Linked DNA regions of Homo sapiens: region 1 is linked to region 2. A link is a contact called in ENCODE Hi-C or POLR2A ChIA-PET data. All regions are on one chromosome and are shown on one strand. The core of a region is the stretch at or near the end of the contact, and the rest is flanking DNA. Distances in the headings are between cores, read along the strand shown.

Region 1 (3,791 bases), core at 911-3,410, 210 kb after region 2:
TGGCAAACTTTATCATGTAAAAAAAGAGCTGTCTGATTCACTGAAATGCATTATTTACATCCTAAAGCCTTTCTAATTCCACACAGCTGAAAACCAGCATATTTCCCATACTACAACAATTCTTAAAGAGCTAAGTTGCAACATGAACTTTCTAAGCCCTCCTAGAAGGAATAGAAAAATTTTTCTTGCTGACTGTCATTATAGTCTATTAACCATTTAATAAAGATCAGAATAGTTTCTACTTTCGTTTTCTTTTTTTAAAGGAAGGGTTGAAAGGGAAAGGGCAAGACAAAAATTGTCAAAGAATTCTGGATAACAAAATAGCATGATTCGTTATTCCAGATCAATGTCAAGATCCTGTCTGTGCACTACCATCCTGATTTTGTCCCTGAATAGATCACTTAAGAGTCCCAGGTGAGGCCAGGCGTGGTGGCTCACGCCTGTAATCCCAGCACTTTGGGAGGCCGAGGTGGGCGGATCACGAGATCAGGAGATTGAGATCATCCTGGCCAACATGGTGAAACCCCGTCTACTAAAAATACAAAAATTAGCTGGGCGTGGTGGTGCGTGCCTGTAGTCCCAGCTACTTGAGAGGCTGAGGCAGTAGAATCGCTTGAACCCAGGAGGCAGAGGTTGCAGTGAGCCGAGATTGAGCCACTGCACTCCAGCTTGAGCAACAGAGCGAGACTCCATCTCAAAAAAAAAAAAAAGAGTCTCAGGTGATTAACTGCTCCTCTACACATTCTTCTTGCCTCCTCCTAACAGAGAATTATATTTGGAAGGTATTTGGAATCTATTAAAAGGGGCATTTTTGAGATTCCTAGATACTCAAAACAATATACTGGACACAGTCTATAATGTCCAAATTAGAAAACTTTTGAATCTGGAAACCAGCTGTACTGAGTCTCTATCACTTGCTCTAAATTTTTTACATCTTCAAATAATACTTCAAGCCAAAAAAAGCAAATTATCCCATACTATAAATGAATATCCCTTCCATAATTCCTTCCTCATGCATGATCTTGCTTTCTGTGTTTCTGAACACAAAAACTTCATACTCACTGTCTTATAAACTGAACTGCATCTTCGTACTTCATTCCACATTCAATCAAAGCAAGTGCAACCAGCACAGGTGCCCTGCAGAAAGAAACCTGTATGTAAGTATCCATAAGTCTTGGAGTGAAAGGATTTTTAAAAACCTGTAACTGCATATTACCAATGCAACGCATGAGCTTTCTTTTTCCTGTATACTAAAGTAGCTGGTATCTGCCTAATACAGTAAATATATCTCATCATCATTAATTCTATGATTTTTTTTTTTGGCGGGGCAGGGGACAGGGTCTCGCTCTATCACCCAGGCCAGAGTGCAGTGGCACAATCACGGCTCACCGCAGCCTCAACCTCCCAAAGCTCAGGTGATCCTCCTGCCTCAGTTCCTCAAATAGCTCGGACTATAGGTGCCCGCCACCATGCCCAGCTAATTTTTGATTTTTAATAGTTAGTAGAGACGGGGTTTCTCCGTGTTACCCAGTCTGCTCTTGAACTCCTAGGCTCAAGCAATCTGCCTGCCTCCGCCTCCCAAAGTGCTGGGATTACAGGCGTGAACCATAGCGCCCAGCCTGATTATCTACTTTTAGTAAAGCACTAAATTCTAAACCTTAAGAAATCTTTACTCTTTAAAACATCACATTATATATTAAATTCTCTCATCACTAGATATGATCAAAAATCCTTCATTGGCCTTTAGCCATTATCACAGTAAAATAAATGACCAAACATATTACTTATCTCCAATGTGTCAGAATTTTCATTACCAATTGATTTTAATATTTCCTTATCAAATGCTAAAAAGGTGCTAGACGTTTTCAAGAAAATCCTTTTGATGAGCTAGGAAAATGCCCAAGAATTGATGACTAGAAGAAGTTCTATCTTTTTAAAAAAATTTAACAAAGGAAATGATGTTTTTATAAAGCCCATTACAGGGCACCAATTTTGGGCTACCTAAAACTAGGATAGCTACTAGTTATAAAACTGCCAACTCACGTTACAACATTATCTTCAACCTTCAGGATAAGGACTAAAACTTCTAACCTTATGAACAAACAGTACCACACTACAAAAAAGGAAATAGCAAACAAAAGGGCAGAGCAGAACTAACAGCTTGAGTAATCACCACCTTGAGGCAATGGCAGCCTACACTAATGTTTTGAGTCAAAGTGTGCATCCTAAATTGGCATTTAATCTGCTGCTGATGACAGCGTTGCAACACCATTCTAAGCAATGCTCAGGGGAAAAGGTTTTAAGATCAAAGTCAATTCTTGTCCATACATCTTCTTTCAAGAGTTTAAAGTTCAGATATCTGCTATCTATTAACTTCCCATTCATCTCAGTCCAAAATTAACCATGTATAGATTCATCAAACTCTAAAATTATTTTAATTTTGTTGCCAATTTCAGTGACCTGAACTTTTGATTACTTGAAATAGGGAGAAAAATAAAACACCCACAATCCAGGCTGGCATCAGAATCAGACAACCAGATGAAATGAACAGGCTCTTTTGAGAAATCATTACACTAGTTTTTCCTCTCATTTCCTTTCCTTTCAGGTAATTTAATGTTATTTAGTATAATATATGCAAATGTCTACCAAAGTGAAACTTTCAACTAACTTAGGCATGGTAATGAATTCAGACAAAAAGGGTAATAAAGGTAAGAGTTTACCTTCCCAATCCTGCAACACAATGCACTGCAACACAGCAACCTGGCTCTTCACGAAATTTGGTTTTTAACAGGTTTAACCAATCATCTACTATCTGATTAGGGGGTGGAGCTCCATCATCAAATGGCCAATCCTGAAAAGAAATGACCTTTTACATTAAATTGATATTTTCTCCATGATTAACATCCTAATACAGAATACCTGCACACAGTACACACGGCAGGCCTAACTGAACTAACTGCACTATATATACCTATTGTTAACACAATTCTGATCATTGCTGTAAAATGATCCAGGATTGAAATTAAAGTTTGCCAAATAAATTACCCTTCTCAATGCAGTGTCGCACACATCTGAATTTACAAAAACTTACAGAAATCTCTATCAGAGTCATAAGAGCTAGTGTTCTCCCAAAAATGATATCTGAATAGAGTAGTAATTAGACATAATAGACAAAACTGTAATTAAAGCCAAGACAAAGTAACAGAGGACACAGCACATGTCAACATGATTTAAAAGTCCACTCTGGCAAAGCATACCAACTGGTGTCTCATTGGTCTCTACAGATAATTGAAGATTATAATTCAAGATAACTAAGTTATGACATCTTTAGAGAAAGGTTATCTGATAAGAAATCTCCAATAGTTAGTAAATCATAACAGAAACAAACTACCATCTTTGTGCTTATTAAAAGGCAAGCAGTGAGTATTTTTAAAGTGCTTACTAAATTATATATGTCCCCATTTAACAAGGACAGGGCTGCATGACAGGGTCCTGGGCAAATGGAGACCATTTTGTCAAGTATCCCTTTCTCTTTCTGTATTCACCTATTTGGGCTATCTTTCAATTAAGACTAATCCCACGAGCATTCACAGTATAGGCAGGGGTTTATCTTCCTCACTACTTAGCAAGAGGTCCTAAGAAACCAACACAAATGGGGAGTGGAGGAGGGGGACTGGGGGCTGACATTTTACAAGCCTTCCCTCCTGCCATCTAAGCTTCAAAGATAGAAATGCAAAAACACTGTTAGGAATTTTTTTAAAAACATAAGGCTATTCTAATGAGATTGGATA
Region 2 (3,696 bases), core at 86-2,585:
CCTTACTAGCGCACCCAGCTCAGCCCAGGAAGCCCTCCCAGGCACCCACAGGGTCAGGGGCTGGTGACTGGGCTGAGATTGTGGGCCACAGCCTTCCATAGGGCTGTGTGGGGGCCAAGGAAGCTTTCCCCATAGGTATAGTGGGCAGGAGAGCAGGTCTCTAGGGCTCAGGACCTCATTGCCAGCCACCCCCGCCCCCAGCTGATGGATGCTTGTCTTTTAGTTTTATTAAACCCTGATGGATGGGCCCAGATAAATCGATGCAGGCTCAGCAAGTGGCCAGCAGAGCCATACATCGTCTGGCCTCCCCCAGGACAGGCAGCTCACGTGCACAAACACAGAGCCATGCATGTGTCAGCACAGCACATGCAGATGCGCAGGTACATGTACATAAGGACACATATGTGGTACCAGTGTGCATACAAAGCTATCTGCACACAGGCATGCTCACGGAAACATATGCTCGCTGATATACCCAGACACACCAGCTTGCATATACCCACATGCGCACAGCCAGCCTATGACCACTCCTCCTGTAGGTCTTCCTGTTGGGAAGTTCTAATGCAAGTCTGACTGCATTCCTTCCAACTCTAATGAAATCCAATTTTCCTTCCCTCAATCATGGATAGGAAATGAAAACAGAAAGGACCCCTTACCCCAATATATTTGGAGATAGGACTCCAGCCCCCTTCTCCCTGGGACAGAACTGTGCCCCCAGCCTGCCTATTCATCCCCCATCCTAGTGATATACACATCCCAGCTCTCAAACCCTATCCTGGTCTTCCTCCTGCCAGCCAATAGAAGGGCTGCCAGCTGTGGCGCCATGTGGGTGCATGTGGAGGCGTGAGGATGGATGTGATCCTGTCCCCTTCCGGCTCCTAGTCTCTGGTCGCCACTCCTCAGGCTCCAGCCAGAGTGCAGGGCTGCAAGGACAGAGCCAGAGAAGCTTCCAAGGAGACGGCTCACCCCAACACAGAGGCATAGATTTGGGCGCAGGGAGTCAGAACCAGGATGGAGTTTAGAGCTCATCTCGCTCTAGAGAAGACGACCAAGGCCCAGAGAGGGAATGCCACTTTCCTCAGGTCACACAGCAAGTCTGGCAGAAAGGGCCTCTCAGCCCAGAGCCCTGAGGCCGCCCACTGTATCCCTACTTACCGGTGGCCGGGGATCCCCCCACCTCACTGAGCAGTCCAGGCAGCAGGCGGAGGAAGCAGAGCCCAGGTTCCTCAGGTCCGCTAGGGGTTCTCTATCTCTCCGTGACGGTCACGGGTCCCCAGCTTCCTGGCGCTCGAGCTCTCCCGGCTGTCTGCTGCCCGGCGCACGCCTGCCGGGGACTGCCGGCCACTCCGGGTGGGGGAAGAGAGGCGGTTCCAGGGGGCTGGGGGCCTGCCAGGGACACTAATGGAACACAGCTGGACCGGCCCGCCAGGGAGGAGGAGGAGGAGGGCCTAGAGGGGGCTCCAGCGGCACCAGAGGCGGCTAGACTGCGGGGTGCACAGCCCCGCCCCGGGTCTGGCCGAGCTCCCAGGCCCGCCCCTCCTGCCTCACCGCCAGGTGAGCGATCCTCGAGCTAGGCGGGACCCTACGTGCCCAGAGCTGCCCTGGAAGGGGGCTCCTGCGGGCCCTTTAAGAGTCAGGCCTGGAGTTTGAAGAGCTCCCCCTTTCCATGTCCCTGGCTGGGCCCCCAGAAGGCTGCGGGGTGGGGGGGCGGGGAGGGGACAGGGGTGGAGGGAGCAGGGTAGAGACCCTCCTCCCAAGTGCGTGGCACCCATGATGTGGCTGCCGCCCAAGCCTCGGTGGTCAGCTTTTTCCAATTCCTCTGCCTAACATTCCCAGTCAGTCTGTCCCTAGGTCTGTCTGTACTGGGAGGAGGAGGGTGGGAACCCCCTCCCTCCTCCGTGCTAAATTAACCCCCTCTGCTCTGGCCTGACTCCCAGAGAAGTGAGACTGAGGGAGTCCCCTTATTCCTCCTTACTCCATGAGGTTGGAAGGGCTCAAATCCCTGGCCCCTGCTCTGGCTTTGCGGTTCCAAATGTGCTGTGTAACCATACTCCGTTTTCTCATCTGGAAGATGGGATCGTGAGAGTATATGCCTCATAGACCTTTGCTGTAAGCAGGAAATGGGCCAAAGGCTGTAAGCGCTTAGCACACGGTCTGGCACATGAGAGGAGCTCAGTAAATATTTGCTGCTATTATCGTTATTACTGTGATCCCTGGCAGGGGACGGGACTGGATTTCAAGCCTTTACACCAGCACTGGGGAGGGACCTGCTTTATATTCACGGTCCAAGGACGCAAGAGGAATTGAGCTGGGCTGAAAGATTGGAGCTCTGAGGAGGAAGGAGCCGGTAATGTTCCGAGTTCTGCCCAGAGGCAGGGCCGTTGACCAAGGTGGAATCCCCACCAAGGGTCTCCTCCCGCTGTAGACCGAAAGCAAATTTATTGGCACCAAGGCTGAGGATCCACAAAGTAGGTTCAAGAGGCCATGAGATGCTGGGCTGAAGAGGGAGAAACTGAGCGTCCCCAGTTGAGGGGGGCTCTGGGGGCTCTGTGGAAGCAACGCGCCTAGCCCTGTGGCCTCGGCTAACCCGGGGTAGGGGGAGGTTGTAGGGGCAGGCCTGGGATTTCCCGCCTCCAGACCCAGAGGCGCTGAGTCAGCGGAAACCCCAACCACGCCACAGAGGCGCCCCACTGTGGTCCCAGTGAGGAGCTGGCCCCAGATGTGGCTGTGGCAGTGGTGGGGCCTGGGAAGTGCTGAGCTCAGCAGGCGGGAAGCGGAGGGGGTGGGGCCTTCTGAGCACTCTGGCCTGCGGGGTGGGTGGGCACAGGCCCCGCCTGCCCTACCAGAGGGTGCTGCCCCAGCAGTGGGCACTCGGGAGAGGTGGGAAGCGCATATAGGTCAGGCTCTGTGCTGAGAACTTCACATATGCTAACTCCTTCGATCTTTACAACAACGCCTTAAGGCAGAATTCCATTTTTATTCCCAAACCTGCAGCACAGGAAAAACACAACTTGCCCGGGATCCCACAGCTAGTCAGTGGTGGAGCAGAACTCATGTCCAGCCAGCCTAGACTCAGCACGTGCTCTTAACCACCATGCCATCCTGACAGCTCCCACCCGTGCCCCAGACAGGGCAGGTGGCTGGGCCAGGGATGGAGGAACCTGAGAAGGGAGAGCCAGATGCCTTCCCACAGCACCCCAAGGGTGCTCACAGGAACAGCCAAGCCTGGGACACACCTTACGCCTAGAAACACTATCATAGACAGTCTAGGAATGTGCCCATGCCCCTTCCTCCCTTCCACACATACGTGCACACATCCAGAAACACGCAGTCAGGTAAAGTTCTAGCACAGCACTTGAGTACGCAGACTCCATATGCATGTATAGGCACTCATGTTCACACAGACACACCCTGGCCCTAGAAACAGTTACACACAGATGTGTAGAGACTCAAGATACGCCTCCACATCAAAGATACACAGAAACACATGTAAGAGCCCAGATTACCCCACAGAAATATATCCCTGGACATATCCAAACACAGGTACATAATTCTCAGAATGCCTGCATACAGCACTGTATATACTCGAATGTGCACACACAGACACATGCCTGTACACATAGACATGTGTGCACATAAACATACATGTGACCACAGGCATAATTACTCAGATATGCAAGCAGAGAAGCCTGCAGA

The links. A loop is a pair of places that touch in the nucleus more often than their neighbours do. ChIA-PET counts read pairs that join two places held with the same protein, here RNA polymerase II (POLR2A). Pooled maps may share reads with other maps.
Region 1: a loop to region 2 is called in a pooled map, with 2.0 times the contacts of the local background. The contact joins the enhancer-like site here to the promoter of COL16A1 in region 2. A Hi-C loop is called at or near these places in 2 of 50 pooled maps. POLR2A ChIA-PET finds 5 or more read pairs at or near these places in 4 of 52 experiments (A673, H1, PC-9 and 1 more).

The regions. Positions count from the first base shown.
Region 1 is chr1:31,908,976-31,912,766 of GRCh38, forward strand. PTP4A2 (protein tyrosine phosphatase 4A2) reads right to left here. Exons shown (of 6, transcript NM_080391.4): 4 at 2,721-2,851; 5 at 1,063-1,137. Among named protein-coding and RNA genes, the nearest start is that of PTP4A2, 27 kb to the right of the region's middle. Within about 2 kb of position 2,161, at least 2 of the 41 ENCODE cell types and tissues checked have a DNase peak (open chromatin) inside an H3K27ac peak, as active enhancers do.
Region 2 is chr1:31,702,682-31,706,377 of GRCh38, forward strand. It overlaps COL16A1 (collagen type XVI alpha 1 chain), which reads right to left and starts at 1,336. Exons shown (of 71, transcript NM_001856.4): 1 at 1,156-1,336. RefSeq lists a silencer at 2,757-2,806.